2 separate regions of the Homo sapiens genome follow, and region 1 is linked to region 2. Evidence: chromatin loops called from intact Hi-C (ENCODE). Cell type or tissue: psoas muscle. All regions are shown on one strand.

The links. Hi-C counts contacts between places; a loop is a spot of excess contacts. Peaks named below come from ENCODE experiments on the same cell type or tissue, not always from the same donor. Only the 100,000 strongest peaks of a DNase experiment are listed, where the experiment ranks them.
Region 1: a loop joins it to region 2, with 4 times the contacts of the local background. A loop is called at or near these places in 40 of 110 quality-filtered maps.

What each region holds. Positions count from the first base shown.
Region 1 is chr4:123,124,120-123,132,119 of GRCh38, forward strand. The region is part of intron 14 of AFG2A (AAA ATPase AFG2A); the gene reads left to right. Among named protein-coding and RNA genes, the nearest start is that of AFG2A, 210 kb to the left of the region's middle. In psoas muscle, a CTCF peak has its summit at 3,250 (motif pointing right); no DNase peak of the experiment used is centred here.
Region 2 is chr4:123,393,445-123,401,444 of GRCh38, forward strand. It overlaps SPRY1 (sprouty RTK signaling antagonist 1), which reads left to right and starts at 3,351. Exons shown (of 3, transcript NM_001258038.2): 1 at 3,351-3,488; 2 at 4,167-4,412. RefSeq lists a silencer at 4,786-5,335. In psoas muscle, a CTCF peak has its summit at 4,867 (motif pointing right); DNase peaks (open chromatin) are centred at 3,317, 4,127, 4,947, 5,647 and 3 weaker places; H3K4me3 peaks cover 6,758 bases; H3K27ac peaks cover 7,293 bases.

The sequences.
Region 1 (8,000 bases), 270 kb before region 2:
CAGCCATTCCATTACTGGGTATATACCCAAACGATTATAAATCATGCTGCTATAAAGACACATGCACACGTATGTTTATTGCAGCACTGTTCACAATAGCAAAGACTTGGAACCAACCCAAATGTCCATCAGTGATAGACTGGATTAAGAAAATGTGGCACATATACACCATGGAATACTATGCAGCCATAAAAAATGATGAGTTCATGTCCTTTGTAGGGACATGGATAAAACTGGAAACCAACATTCTCAGCAAGCTATTGCAAGGACAAAAAACCAAACACCTCATGTTCTAACTCATAGGTGGGAATTGAACAATGAGAACACTTGAACACAGGAAGGGGAACATCACATACCAGGGCCTGTTGTGGGGTGTGGGGAGAGGGGAGGGATAGCATTAGGAGATATACGTAATGTAAATGACGAGTTAATGGGTATAGCACACCAACATGGCACATGTATACATGTGTAACAAACCTGCACGTTGTGCACATGTACCCTGGAACTTAAAGTATTAAAAAAACAACAACAAAAAAAACCATGTTCTTATTGGACCACTGCATACCTGACATGTATTTCATTATTTGGTGAATATGAACTTTAAGAGGAAATTTCTTTATTATGAAGTTTTTTAAAACTGAAATTACAGTGTCACAAAATAGTTAACTTGGGTCAGAGGCATTCCAAATGATTTGCTCTGTAAGTGAATGAATGAATTGAAATCTAACTTCGAGTATTATACTTCTTTTGACAGAAATTATTTTACAAAGAAAATGTAACATAAAATTAAGAAATTATTATTTCTCTGGTTTTGTTTGGCGATTCTAAAACAATCACCAGGAAACATATTACTTTTCCATGAGTTCTTACGAACACCTTTACCTTGGGTATATGAAAATGGCCTGCTCTTGAGTTGGATGCTTTATTCCAGATGTGTTCACATAAACAAAGTATGGAAAGTCTATACTTGTATGTATAGGAAACAATGGGTCAGCTTTGAAATTTTTTATGAAATGTACATAGATTTTTCTAGACACGTACAGAAAAATGAGAAGTCGTGTCTAGATGGAGCCATCTCTTGAGACTGGACATCTCCAGTAGAAATTTGACTTCTAGCTAGAAAGACAGTATCAAATTGTTCTCAAATATTAATTTATCATTCTTCTTTCAGGGCTTCCAGATGAGCTTGGAAACTGATTTACAGAGATAATTAAGACCATTTGCCATGAACTTCCTTATGTATCCCCATCATTAACAAGACATAACTTGGCTCTATTATTATCTGCTGCTCCTTTCCTACACTGTCAGAGAAGGACATTTTTTGCCTAAAGTTAATTGTTCCATCTAGTTTCTGTAGCTCATCTCAATTTTAAAAATTTTAGCTCCCTAGTTTCTCCTCACAGACCAAATATATTAAAAGTGAACTTGTGAAAGTCACCAGTGACTACTGAACAAAATTTAATGGTTTCCTTTCTTACTGTGTTCAATTCCATAAATTTTATCCTGCTGAGTACCTGTATCTTGAAACCCTGTACCCTATTAGCTTTGATGACATGACACTTTTCCCTTCTGCTGACTCTGAGTCTAGTACTCTTTTATTTCAGTGGAATTTAATAATCACCTTAATATGGCAAATATTTAAACAAAAATCTGAATCCAGTCCAGCCTCCGGTTTTGTTTTATAATTCAAAATTTGAAATCTCAATTATTTTATCTCAATTTCTTTTTTCTGCTCTATTACCATTACTCTTCTGGTTGAGTTATTTCCTTTATTACTGCCATTGCCTCTTGACTCGTTTCTCTGCCTTCAGTCTCTTTCTCCACCATTTCATATTCATTCTGTTTTATAGTATTCTTCCTAAAGGAGTGATATACTGTTAAGGAACATACAGGGACTCCTTGTTTGCCTCATCAAGTCCAGCTCTTCATTCTGGCTTTTTCACTTTGCAAAAGTTGCCCATACCCCATGCAGCATCTTACCATTATAGTATTTTCTGTTTTCACTGAACATTTACCTTTTATCTTGGCAATTATGTCTTCTGGTAGTCATGTGATATGCACGTACTATTATACATTCATTATTTTCTCCAGGCTTTTGCTTATTTTGTCTCCTCCTCTTTCATCTAAAACCATGCTCATTACTTTTCCTTGACTGCCTGTCTTAACAGCCTTTTCCATGAATTTTTTATTTTTGAGGTTTTGTTTAGTTTTTACTAAATTGGCTCTACAAATCTTTTTTCTCTAGCTTACTTGTCTTCTGTACCACCTAGCTTAGTTCTTGATGTTCTCTAATAGTTCATGTGTTCCAGGTTTTTCCTGTCTTTCTAATAACATGTAAGTATCTTGAGGTCAGAGAGATTGATACAGTTTGGCTGTGTCCCCACCAAAATCTCATCTCAAATTATAGTTCCCATAATCCCCACATGTCATGGGAGAGACCTGGTGGGAGGTAATTGAATCATGGGGGTGCTTACCTCCGTGCTGTTCTCATGATAGTCAGTGAGTTCTCATGAGATATGAAGGTTTTATAAGGGGCTTTTCCCCTTTTGCTCTCATTCTTCTCCTTCCTGCCACCATGTGAAGAAGGATGTGTTTGCTTACTTTTCCACAATGATTGTAAGTTTCCTGAGGCCTCCCCAGCCATGCCAAACTATGAGTCAATTAAACTTTTTTCCTTTATAAACTACCCAGTAGCCTTGGGTATGTCTTTATTAGCAGCATGAGAAGGAACTAATACAGAGATCAAATCATATTTTTGATAGCCGTCAGATAATAGTTGTTTCATGAATTTTGCCCGTTAATTAAAAATAAGACTACATGGCCAAGTGCAGTGGCCCACACCTGTAATCCCAACATTTTGGGAGCCTGGGGCAGGAGGATCACTTAAGGCTAGGAGTTTGAAACCAGCCTGGGAAACTTTGGGAGACCTTGTCTCTACAAAAATTGAAAAATCAGCTGTAGCCCTGGCTACTCAGGAGGTTGAGGCAGGAGGATTGCTAGCTAGATCCTAGAGGTTGAGGCCTATGGTGATCCGTGATCTTGCCACTGCTCTGTAGCCTGGGTGACAGGGTGAGACTCTTGTCTCTAAAAATAAATAAACATAAGACACAGAAGCTAAATATTTAAATCTCTTTAGTTTTCACAGGAAGTCAATAATGAAACCAGGATCTGAGTAGAAACAGTTATTTTAAAATCATAATATCACAGTTTTATCATATCAGTTTTTATAGTTGTAAAAATTTCACATCAGCAGAGGGCAGTCAAACCATAGTTCATTCAACTATCTTATGGGAAATTAAAATTTTCTCTGTGTTTTTCTGCTTAGGACACAAGCTGTACTTTATATAATCAGTTTGTAAATACATTTCAAAGCTCTTCAGTTGGTAAGCTGATAGAATTGTATTACTGTTTAGCCACGGAAGGTAAACAGTTTTTTTTAATAAATTTAAATAAAAGGAATTAATTTTTTTAGATCATGAAATGCTTTATTATTTGGTGTTTTTGATGGATGGCCACTTTACATAGAAATTTGTTTTTTCTGCCTCAGAAGCAGTATTTCTGTTAAATTGCCTGTTATTAATTAGGCTATTTTTTATTCAAAAATATTAACTTTTATGGAATACCTTTATTTTCCCCTATGAACTTGAGAAAAATGAGTTTTTATTAGAGGCTATAGTATAACACTAACTAAAATGTAGTTTGGAAAGTTTTATTGAGTTTTTCTTCCTTAACCTTTTCTTTGGCTGGCTGCAAACAACTAGTGATAATGTGTTTTTAGATGTGCTTATTTTCACCTCTTCCTCCTGGAGGTTAAGCTAGTACTCATTAAGGAAAAAATACAGTTTATACTAAACAGTGTTTAACATATACTGATGGTATTACTGTATTTCCTGTTTTGTGTTCACAATGAGAAGATTCTGAAAAACTGTCTTTGTGTAAATACTTTACTGACATACCAGACAAGTATAATCTTGTCTGCTGGTAGGCAGGAAAGAGTGATGTCCTGGAATGTTGTTGAGAAGGAAATCTCTTTGTGTTCCACAAATGATACCCTTAAACCCTTTAAGAATATAATTTTAAAATGACAGCTCTGAATTTGCTTTTCCTTCCGTTTATTAACTTTTCATGCGTTTAAGTTCAGAAATGCATTTAGTTGGGAAAAAAACCATTGTGTCTGAGAAAGAAGTATCTCCCTGGTAGTTTGTGGGAAATTATTGGTAGAAGTATCTCAGGGTAAACATAAAAACAGATTTAATAATTGTTGCTTTTTGTTTTCTTAGTTTAAACTTTTTCTGATACTTGAGTCAGGCTTTTGGTAATTCTCTACAGGCTTAAAAAAATGCAGCATCTCCAACAACCATCCGAAACATCTACCCAAGAAGTAATTTGGGGAGATTGTTGTTAGAACACAAATTTTTTTTAAAGTTAGAGTTGGAGTTTTTAAATTTTATTATTTAATGTGAGTCATTAAGACATATGAAAAGCTGTTGTGTAGTGTTAACATTGAATATTCTAGTGAATGGATTTTTATATACTTAATTATTATAGCTGAGAGTTCACTTAAAATTATACTGATGTTTCTGTTCAGTGACTGAAAAAAAAATGATTATGGTTAAACCCTTAAATAATTGACAAAACAGACATCACAGACTAGACCTGTGTGTGATTTCTGGGTCAGTGGTTCTTTTTCTTCTTCTTCTTTAGTACTCCCATCATTATTACTTACAGTGATTTTGTACTTCAGCTCTCACTCTAAAACCCAGCAAAATGGAGAATTATCTGTAAGAGTCTCCAAATACAAGGTTTAAAATGCTTGTTAATAATTTTCAAACTTTAGAAAAGTATTATATGCTTTTTTTCATCTTGAAGTTCTTGCATTGTTAATGCATGTCATATGTTGTATCCTTTGTTAAAGTATTTGCTTAAAAATATGTGGGACATTATCCTTCATATAGACCTGTTTTCATAAATCTGCTCTGATGAATTCTGAAATATGGAGGCTACTGCATTTTCAATTAAAAATCTTAAAGGCAATACTTTAAGACAAAAGAGCTAAGTAATTCAAACAAGTATTAACTAATATGGTAGTTTCATGGTATCAGAAATTCAGATTACTTCTGTGCCATCCCTTAGGCCACATGGTAAAAAGTATCTCACTGTCACATTAGTTGGGTTCTCATTCAGGTCAACAAGAATTAGGAGATAAGGTAATAGCTCATCCCTGCCGTTTAAGAGCATAACCCATAAATTGCAGCTATCATTTACATCCCATTGGCTAATCTTAGCTACAAGGTAATATTCAGCTGCAAGAGAGGCTGTAAAATAAATATATTCTCTATTTTGAGGGGCTGGGATTTAAATTTGGCTTTAACTCAGGGGTTTCATTACTAAAGAGAAAAACTAACAGTCTCTGCGATTACCTGTTAGCACCATCAGCTGTCATTGTCCACTCCTTCCTCTTTGAAACATTCCTCTTTGTTTTACGTGACACAGTAATACCTAATTTTTCTTCTATTTCTTTGTCCTCCTTGACTCCTTTACATATTTATTCTGGTCTGCCTAGCCACAGAATGTTGCAGTTTGTCAAGGCTGGGCACGGGACCCATCTTCTCTCATCCACATCCATGGCTTCAGTTGTCAGCTGTGATTCAGTGCCTAATTCAGCTCAGATCTTTGCTCTGACCGATTCAACCATCTACTTACATGTCTCAAAGGCACTTGCAGTTCAACATGTTTTTAAATTTTGTTCTAAATTATATATATAATTATATAATCTTAATTTTATGAAGTAAATTCTATTACCATCCTTGATCATACACGTGAGAAACTGAAACACAGATGGTTAAGAAACTTGACCAACATAGCTGGTAACTGTTATGTGAGGTTTTTTGTTGTTGTTTTGTTTTTGAGGTAGGGTCTTACTCTGTTGCCCAGACTGAAGAGCAGTGGTGCAATCATAGCTCATTGCAACCTCAAACTCCTGGGCTCAAACCATCCCCCACCTCAGTCTCCCAAGTAGCAGGGACTATAGGTGCAGGCCACAGTTCCCAGCTAATATATATATATTTTTTAATTTATGTAGATATGAGGTCTCTCTATGTTGCTGAGGCTGGTTTCAAACTCCTGGCCTCAAGCAGTCCTTTCACCTCAGCTTCCCAAAGTACTGAGATGACAGGCGTGAGACACGATGCCAGGTTCAGTTCTGTCAGTTTTGATAAATGCATAGAATTGGGTAACCACCAACACAATCACAATGCAAAACAATTTATTTACTCCAAAAATTTATTCTTGCAGCCACCACTGGTGGGATGTCTTCTTTCCACCACTGACCCCTGGCAACTACTGATCTGTCCTGTAGTTTTGCCCATTTCCCAAATGTCATATAAATGTAATCATGCACATGTCATCTTTGAGTATAACCTCTTTTATTTCACATGTTTTCGAGATTCGTCTGTGTTACTGTATCAGTAGTTTGTTCCTTTTTTATTATTGGGTATTATTCCGCTATATAGATGCACTACAGTTTGTTTATACATAATAAACAATAAAGGACATTTTAGATTGTTTGCAGCTTTTGCTATGAAGAATGTTGCAGTACACATTCACAGACTGGTTTTTATGTGAACAAAACTTCTTATATCTAATATGATTCTAGGAGTGGATTTACTGAATCATAGGGTAATTAACTGTATGCTTAATTTTATATAAACTGCCCTATTACTTTCCAGATTGCCTGAACTATATTCCCACCAACAATATATGAGCATTCCAGGTGCCCTGCATACTTGCTAGTGCTTGTTATTGTCAGTGTTTTTTTTTTCTTTAGTTTTAATCATTCTGTTAGTTATATAGTATTATCTTATTGTGGTTTTAATCTGCATTGCTCTTATTACCAGCAATATCAGGCATCTCTTCATTTGCTTATTTGTAATTTGAACATTTTGTTTTGGTGAAATGTTTTCTTTGGATCAATTTTTACCCTTTCAATGGGTTGTTTTCTTTACGTATTCTGGATCAAAATCCTTTATCGAGCATATTACAAACCTTCTCTTAATCTGTAGCTTGTCTTTTCTTTTTATTAACACTGTAGTTCACAGAGCAAAAAATTTTAGTTTTGAAGAAGTACAATTTCCTTTTTTAAAATCAACTCTTTACTTATGTATAATGTCTCCTATGGGGATTTTTAAAATTATTTTTTTATTGCGGTAAAAAAGCACATAACATAAAAGATACCATCTTAACTGTTTATTTTTCTTTTCTATCTTAGCAGTTTCTAAGTTTACAGTTTAGTAGTATTAAGTATATTCACATTGTTGCACAGCCTCCAAAACTTTTTCATCATGGAAAACAGAAAATCTGTACCCATTAAACAACTCTGCATTACCTCCTCCCCCCAGTCCCTTTCTACTTTGTTTCTATGAATTTGACTGCTCTGGATACCTCATATAAGTGGAATTGTGCAGTATGTGTCTTTTGTAACTGGCTTATTTTAATTTAGCATAACGTCCTCAAGATTATTTTATGTTATATAATGTATCAGAATTTCTTTTTTGAGGCTGAATATTTTATTATATGTATATACCACATCTTGTTATCCATTCATCTGTAGATGGACAGTTAGGTTGTATCCACCTCTTGGCTATTATGAATAGTGGTATTACAAACATGGTGTGTGAATATCTATTTGAGATCTGCTTTCAATTTTTTGATATGTACTCAGAAGTGAAATTGCTAGATCATATAGTATTTCTATTTTTAATGTTTTGAATAACTGCCATACTATTTTCCACAGCAGCTGCACCATTTTATATTCATTCCAATAGTGGGAACAAGGTTTTAAATTTCTGATTCTTTTCTTTTTTCTTTTTTGATAGTATGTATCCTAATGGGTATGAGGCGACATGCATTGTGATTGTGATCTGTACTTCCCTAATGATTAGTGATTTTCACTATATTTTCATGTGCTTCTTGGCCTTTTCCCCCCCAGATTTATTGAAGTA
Region 2 (8,000 bases):
GTTTAATTAGTAAAATCTTTAATATATAGTAGGGATGCAGTTTATCTGAACTCTTGTCACTTTTATTCTCTCCAAAGGAATATGGCACTTAAGAAATAAAGCGCACCAATTTAGGACACGTCCAGGTATATTTCTTTCTTTTCTGACAACTTGCAGAAAAATAGAATCGCCTGTGACAAAGTACACAAATGATTAGTTGAATTATAGAGCTGACACAAACTACAAATCATTCAGTGTAATTTACTCAACGTATTGCTTGATTTGCCCACTTCCAGAATTTGAAACCAATACGGAACATTCGTATTTCAAATAAGGCAGAAGGATGAGAATTACGCTTATGAAAATGAAGAGAATGTTTATGGAAAATTTACAGAATAGGTTGGTCTATTTCTGTCAACTACAAAGATTGTTTACAAAAGGAAACTGAAAATAAAATGGCCTATCCTTGCCAGCTTTTCTTGGGAAGTATAGTAATATAGTGACTATTGCCCTAAAAGGAAAGTAAAGAGAACTTAGTTTCCATTACCGGTCTTCATTGATTTATGACATGCTTATAAGCTAACTCATCAATGTCTGTGATTATTTAGTTTGTGTGTTTGTTTCTCAACAAGATAAAAAGACTGTGATACATTTATTTATCATGACTTCACAGAAACATTAGGAGAATTAATAACGTATTATTTTTCAAAAGCTTGGAACACATGATTGTTATTTTTATTTTGGCAAATAAAGTAGATACATGAATAAGTTAAGCTTCCTATAACTGTATTAATTTTTTTTTTCTTTTTGAGGCGGAGTCCAGCTATGTCGCCCAGGCTGGAGTGCAGTGGCGCGATCTCGGCTCACTGCAACCTCTGCCTCCCGGGTTCAAGCGATTCTCCTGCCTTAGCCTTCTGAGTAGCTGGGATTAGAGGCACAGACCACCATGTCCAGCTAATTTTTTGTATTTTTAGTAGAGACCAGGTTTCGCCATGTTGGCCAGGCTGGTCTCCTGACCTCTGGTGATCAGCCCACCTCAGCTTCCCAAAGTGCTGGGATTACAGGCGTGAGCCACCATGCCTGGCCATTTTTTTTTTTAATCACTAGAAGTTGTGAGGAGTTACTGAATTTTTTTCATTTCACTTTATTCTTTTTCAAAACTCAAATTAACACAAGCGATGGCTAATCTTGTTTTCACATGAAAATTAAGGACAAGTCAGGGCTCACTTTCCATTCCACTTTATTTAGACATATCTTAATAAACTAAAAATTATTATAAGATTTTTCCCATTGATATTTGCATTGTTTTTCATTTTTGGAAAAATTTCATACTTCCGTTATCCATTTTTAGTCAAGTTACAATGTAATTAAACTTACCAAGTGAAAAACAATGTATACTTTAAGCTAAAAATTTAGAATTTCTACAAAGTCTTATAGTTGCGGGGAATCAGGAGAGGCAAGTTTCATTCAATGTCTTTTAGAACCAAGGTGACAGAGCTATACGTACATTTATTTGTAATGTAATATTTAGAGAAAAACATATTAATGCATTTTAGTGCTAAATGACATGGAGGGTTATTGATCAACTCTGTACAGCATATTTAATTTCTTAATACAACATGACCCATGGTGATGGTGTTTTAGATAAAAATCTCATGGATTTGATTATTATAATTTAAAAATACTTGATCTAATGAAAATTATTTTAATACATTTCTGGTTGAAATAGAGTGTATTTGCAATAGAAATCTTTCAAATATATTTTGTAGGATTTATGAAGGTAGAATGTTCAGTGCTCCCTCTCCAGGTTTTATCATATTGGTGAACTGACCTCTCAGCTCACAACTGTGGTAATAGTTTTGAAGAACCAAATAAGATACTCTGATAGGATAGTCTATTTTTGATTTGTCTATTCCAAATACATTCACAAGAAACCTATCCATCACTAGTAAAATTTCATTACATCCCCAAATCTAATGAGATCTATGAAAAAAATACAATGAAATCAATTTTATTCTTTTAAATAGCCTATTTTAATACAATTCATAATATTAAGAGTGAATATGTAGCTTTTTGGCTTGATTCTTATTCTATGCTATTTTCTAATGATGCTTTTTTATTGTTATTCATGTTCTTAACAATGCTCTGTGTTCTTCAGAGGCAATTCCAAACACAACTTTAATTTTTGAAAGTGCTCAGACATTTGAAAGTCCTGTGTGTGTGCGTGTGTGTTATGTATGTATATATTTATAGTTTCAACAGAACCACTTGCTATTGTAAATGAGACTAAAAATGTACTTTGAACTAAAAATTTCCATACTTATATGTTTATATGATTTAGATTCTAGAGTTTTGTTATTGTTTGCTTTGTTTTGCCAGACTTTAAGCTACTCCTGATATATAGTACCTGGAAAAATATTTCCTTTCCACTAAGTTTTTGGTCTTTAGGTGGCTTTTAAAAGTTTCTACGGAACCTTCAATTCCACAAAAAGTTATCCTCACTGCAGCATGAAAAGGCACAACTTTGATAATAAATGCCTAAAATCCCATAGTTTGTAAGAAAGTAGAAATCAAGTTTCCTACTTAAAGTGTTTTTTTTCCAGTCATATCAGCTATTACTAAGAATTATAAAACTTCTTGATAAATTTTTTCTATTCTAATTAATTGACTTTTAGCTAATTAAAAAATATACGGGTTTGTATTTTTTGCAAAATTATACAACTATATTACAAAATTGAAAGAATTTGGTTTTTTCTCCATGTGCTTGATTTTTGGGAAATCATATAACAAGCCAAGGTAAAGCAATTATTTAAAAAACCCACAGCAGAAAATTTCACCTTTATTACATATGCTTATATTACATTTGCAGTAAGGAGTGCCACCTTTTGAACTTTAGGTTTCACATATTCTGAACTTTGTTGTAAATAGGAACTGTAATGTTATATAATCATCTTTTTGTGTCAATATACGTTTTCCCTCTAGTTGGTCAGAAGTGATGGCTTGGCATACAACTTTTTTCATTTTCTTTTATTCTTCACAATTCTTTTCTAATTCAACTTAAGAGTAGAGTCCACCAATCCTTTTAATTGAGATCGACAACTGAAGATTGCTAACTAAATCCGAATGTATTCCTCTATGACAAACTGCATTTGCAGAATTTTTAGAGGCACTCCCGAAGTTTTAAGAGGATGTTTATTACACGAGTCTGTAGGGCAACATTTCCAAGTTGGTACACATAAACGAAAGAGGAAACGATAGTTAAGGAAATCCTGTTCCAGGTTTTCGGGCAGCCCGAGTGATTGACACATGATATCACCGGAGGCGTGTCCTGGAGTGGAGGTGGAGGTGGAGGCAAGGAGCTGAAATTCTGCGTAGCCGGAGTGAGACCGCTCTGCAAACCACTGCGTGCTTTGCAGAGTGATTATCAGCACAGTTCCCTGCCCTGGATAAGGAACAGCTACAGTCGCTGTTAAATGTGCCTGAAAAGCAATTTGCAATCTTTGCATTAGGTAAGTACCGTTTCCTTCCGTAGACATTTTAGGAAAGATAAGGTGAGAAATGTTGACTTTTGCAAGGAACTGAACATTTATTTATTTGAACTTGCTTTCCAGCTAAGGTTACTGGTTGCATTTCAAAACACCGGTAGCATTCCCACTGCTAAAACTAATGCTCTTAAAGTAAATGCTACCGCTAAAAGAAAAAGCAGGGTCCCTTTCACCTTTCCTTAACCGAACAGTAGACGTTTAAAGTCTGAAACGATCGAATTTGTGAAACACAGAGCCGTTAATGCCTTTATGCGAAGAGGGGCTAGCACTCGGTGTGTGGACCAAATGCGTGTTTGTTTAGGCATTGTTGGCGACCGAATCCCGAGTGAAGCATTGGTTTAAAACCTGAATTTCCCGTCTCTGTGTATTGATTCCTAACGCGCAGAGGCGTTGCTTGAACGTTGTTTGAACTCCTAGGCATTCCAGGGGGCAAAAGCACCTCGGCAAAAACGTGCAGGACTGCATGTTACTTTGGTTCGCGGCTGACACGCCGACTGTGCGCCGGCCTGTCAATCACCGGGAGCAGCAACAGGGAGCACATGGCAACGGGCTGCGGGCGAGCTGGCCAGCGGCCCGCCCGGGGTCCCAGCCCTTCGAAGAAAGGGACATTCACGAGCTTCTATCTCTAATTCTCTGTCGCAGGCATTTCGGCCGTGGAACCCCAGGCTCGGAGGACTGGGTGTGAGCGCTGCCCGGGAGAGGCTGACCTGCCGGGACCGGAGTGCCCGGGGACGCTGTGCCCCCACTTGCCCAACGTGCGGAATCGGCTAAGCGCGTCGGCCTGCGCGGGGCACAAGGGACGACGCCCGCCTTTCTCTCTCCGAGAAGGATCCCCAAACCTCACTCTCTTCACTCCTCCCCGCTAAAAAAAAAAAAAAAAAGAAAAGGGTAAAAAAATCCCCCTCCCCCTCCCGGCCGCGGCAGCCTCTGCCTGGCAGGCGCGTGCTCCGAGGTTTCGCCGGGGTACTGCGCGGCTCCGTGACCCACCCGCCGACGGCGGTTCGGGCCCCGACCCGGGCGCTGCGGAGTCTCGAACGCCCGTGACGTGGATTTTTCGCTCGTCAGGAAGCCGCCATCCCTTCCTTCGTTCCTTGCGAGGAGCGACTAGAACCCGAGTTCTCTGAGCACACCGTGCCGTCAGCTGGCCCGTCACGCACTCGACTCCGCCACTCCCCTACTTGTTTTTCTGAGACTTGGGAAGCCTTCCTGAAAGGATTTGTAAAAACTGGTTCTTGGAAAGGGGCTGCAGAAGACCTCCCGAGGTGGATGTTACTGAGCCGCCCGGCGAGCACCAGCCGTGACAGGTCCGGGCCCGGCCGCGCGGAGCCGCGGGAGAACTGCCCTCCGCAGCCGGAAGGGGGCCGCGGGGAGCGCTCCTGGCCGGTGGCGGCGGGGGCGGGGGAGGCCGCGAGCCGAGGCGCTCCAACTCCGGCGATGCCGCCTCGCCCTCCCCGCCGCGGTTGATGCGGCACGTGCACGCCGCCGCCCGCACCAGGACCTGGGCCGGGTCGCACGGCTTGGCCCCCGGCCACCGCTTCGGCCTAGGTGAGTGTGTGCGGCGGCCGCCCTCGGCCCGCTGGGCTGTAGGCGCGCGGGCGGGGCTCGCTCGGCGCGGCAGGTGCGGACTCGGCGGCGCTGCTGCCCGAGCCAGGACTCCGGGAGAGGAGGGGAGGGGAGGGACGACCTCGCTCGGCGCGGCCCCTCCCGCCGCTCCCTGCCCCCTGGGGGCCGCGGCTTCTGGGGGCTCAAGGTTGGGTGGCGGGGTGGGCGACGGTCTGCGGCTGCGGAACGTAACAGGACAGGGTCTCCTCCATCCCCGATTACCCGGAGCGGCGGCGCGGTGGCCCAGGTTGTCCTCTCGGAGAGCCCTTCACGCCCAAGGGGGATTTCAGGCGGCTCTGGGGATGTCCCCGGAGGCCCTCTTTGGAGGAGTGTGCCTCAAGCAGGGGGACGACAAAGGCTGTGTGTGTGCGTGTGTGTGTGTAGGCACATCCCCGGAATTCGCCGATTACCCCCTCGATAGAATTAGGCAGCCCCAAAGCCAGCCGCAACTTTCTTCTGGTTTGGAGCACAGTGCAAAGACAGGGGAAGGGAGAGGGCACTGCCACTTTAAAAGTGGGGAAGTCGGCTGGGCGCGGTGGCTCACGCCTGTAATCCCAGCACTTGGGGGGGCCGAGGCGCGCTGATCACCTGAGGTCAGGAGTTCGAGACCAGCCCGACCAACTGATGAAACCCCGTCTTTACTAAAAATGCAAAAATTAGCCGGCCGTGGTGACGCGCGACTGTAGTCACAGCTACTCGAGAGACTGAGGCGGGAGACCCGCTTGAACCCGGGAGGCGGAGGTTGCAGTGAGCCAAGGTCGCGCCACTGCACTCCAGCCTGGGAGACAAAGTGAGACTCCGGCTCAAAAAAAAAAAGTGGGGAAGTCCGCCCTCCTGAGCTCATGGTAACCTCAGCCTCCTCCCCTCCTCCTACCACAGAGAGAGGGAGAAAGAACTTGTTTTCATTCATAACTTTTTCCTTTTCCTTCTTCCGTCAACTATTTATTCAGTGCGGATTGCAGAGGGCGCAGCTCCACCGTGGTAACTTGCAATGTGGCCGCCCCTGCGCTGGCTTCTTTCTCCTCGGCCCTCGGTGAACCCAGCTTTTCCTTTAAAGCATAGACAAATCCTTGCTTAGGGTCAGCCAGACCGTGGGCTTGCTTTGGGCTCCCGCGTGGACGCTGAAGGCTCTTCATGATTTCTCAGAAACCTTGGTGGGCCACCCAAAAAGTGTGTTGGAAATCCACGGTGATCCTTAATATGGTGATGGGATTGTCCGAAAAGGTATTCTACTTCCATTCGCGTTTTCTTGGGGAAGGCAGTGTGCCGAGCGCGTGTGAGCGTGTTTGGGGCTTGTCCAAGACTGTCACTGCTTGAAAATGGGCTTTTCTTCGGATCGGAGGTGGCGAATTTTCTTTGCTTTTAATTTTTTTGTCTGGCAACTTTATTTCCCAGCCAGTATGAAGTTTGTTACAACTATCATTGGAAATGCAAATTGAAGTTGTGCCTGGTGTTATGGGTTACACTATTCAAATCCTCTGCGGTTTTGTGAATCTGGCTTAGTACTTTTAGCTACCTTTTGCTTTGAAAGCACTGAGTTAAGAAGTTCTTGAAGAAGAGGAATAATTGTGCAGGAGTCAGGATTAGATGTTGAGGACTCCGAGACTAAATCCCCGCAGGTTATGAATGTGTTACTCCTCATGCGCAAAGAAGGTAGAATAAAGTAGAAACTCGAGAGAGCTGAGTTGTGAAAACGAGGGGGAGCTCCAAGAAGTTAACATGTAAGACATAGTTTAGAGACATTAGTTTAGGAAATATAGGAAATGGACTTCTTTCTGCGTTGTTCCTTAAACCATGTTTTTTGCCTCAGGTTGGTAGTGGAGAATGGACATTTCTTTTTCTTTTCATTCTTGAATTGGGTCGACTCTGTAGACTTTAGAAGGAATTTGTGTGAAAAATACTCTAGTTCACCACTGAAAGCAGAAACTTTCATCTTTGGCAGTTTGTGAAGAACACATAAATTAGAAATAACTTACTATTAGTATGGAAACACAACTGCTTATTTTTATCTGGATATTAGTGTGCTGATTTTGTTACAAGAAGAACGTTGAATCAGAATTGGCAGTGCGTTTGAAAATCAAGGTCTGTCATGTAAATACAGATTTTTAAATCAGAGGAAATACAGATAATTAAAACTGCCAGGATTTCCCTACACTGCGTTAAAGGCCTCACACTTATTTGTGCATAAAACTTACTTTGTTTTGTGAGTGAGCCCTTCAGCTTAAAAAAAATCCTCTCAGGATTTCAAATATGAGTACTGTTATATATCATTCACTGGACTATACATTGAGTCTTGTGTGTGTGTGTGTTTGTAGCTCCAAAACACCAAGAATCGTTGTGTACCTGATACATTTATTTTTGCATCTCATAGATGAATAATAAGGTAGTTTTAAAATTCTGATTTATATAGAAAATTACCTATTATTTTGCGATTTCATTTTAAGAGTCTCAATTTTTTAATGCCTTAATTTTTTTCATCATTAATCTAATGCATATAACAGCACACAACAAAAAGGCTGTAGCACCAAAGCCATTCTCAATTTCTTAAAAGGTAGACATTTTCCTTTATGGAAGCCACCTATGAACTGATAACTGAGCTTTCTTTAGATGAGAGTTATTCTCCTGCTTATACTCAGTATTCCCTGCGAAGGCATGCTCCATTTTAATTATTAGATTCACAAACAGGAAGGCATTACTTTCTCCTGATTCTGCTTCTTAAAAGTTGGAAAAACTTATAATGTTCATGGCATGGGGTCTCTTGTTTATAGTCTTCCTCTATGATGTGGTCCCCAGCCTCTCCTAGAATTGGACTCTGGCCAGGACCCCAGCATCATTGTAATCCACTGATGAAGGAGGTCATTACTAGGCGGTTTA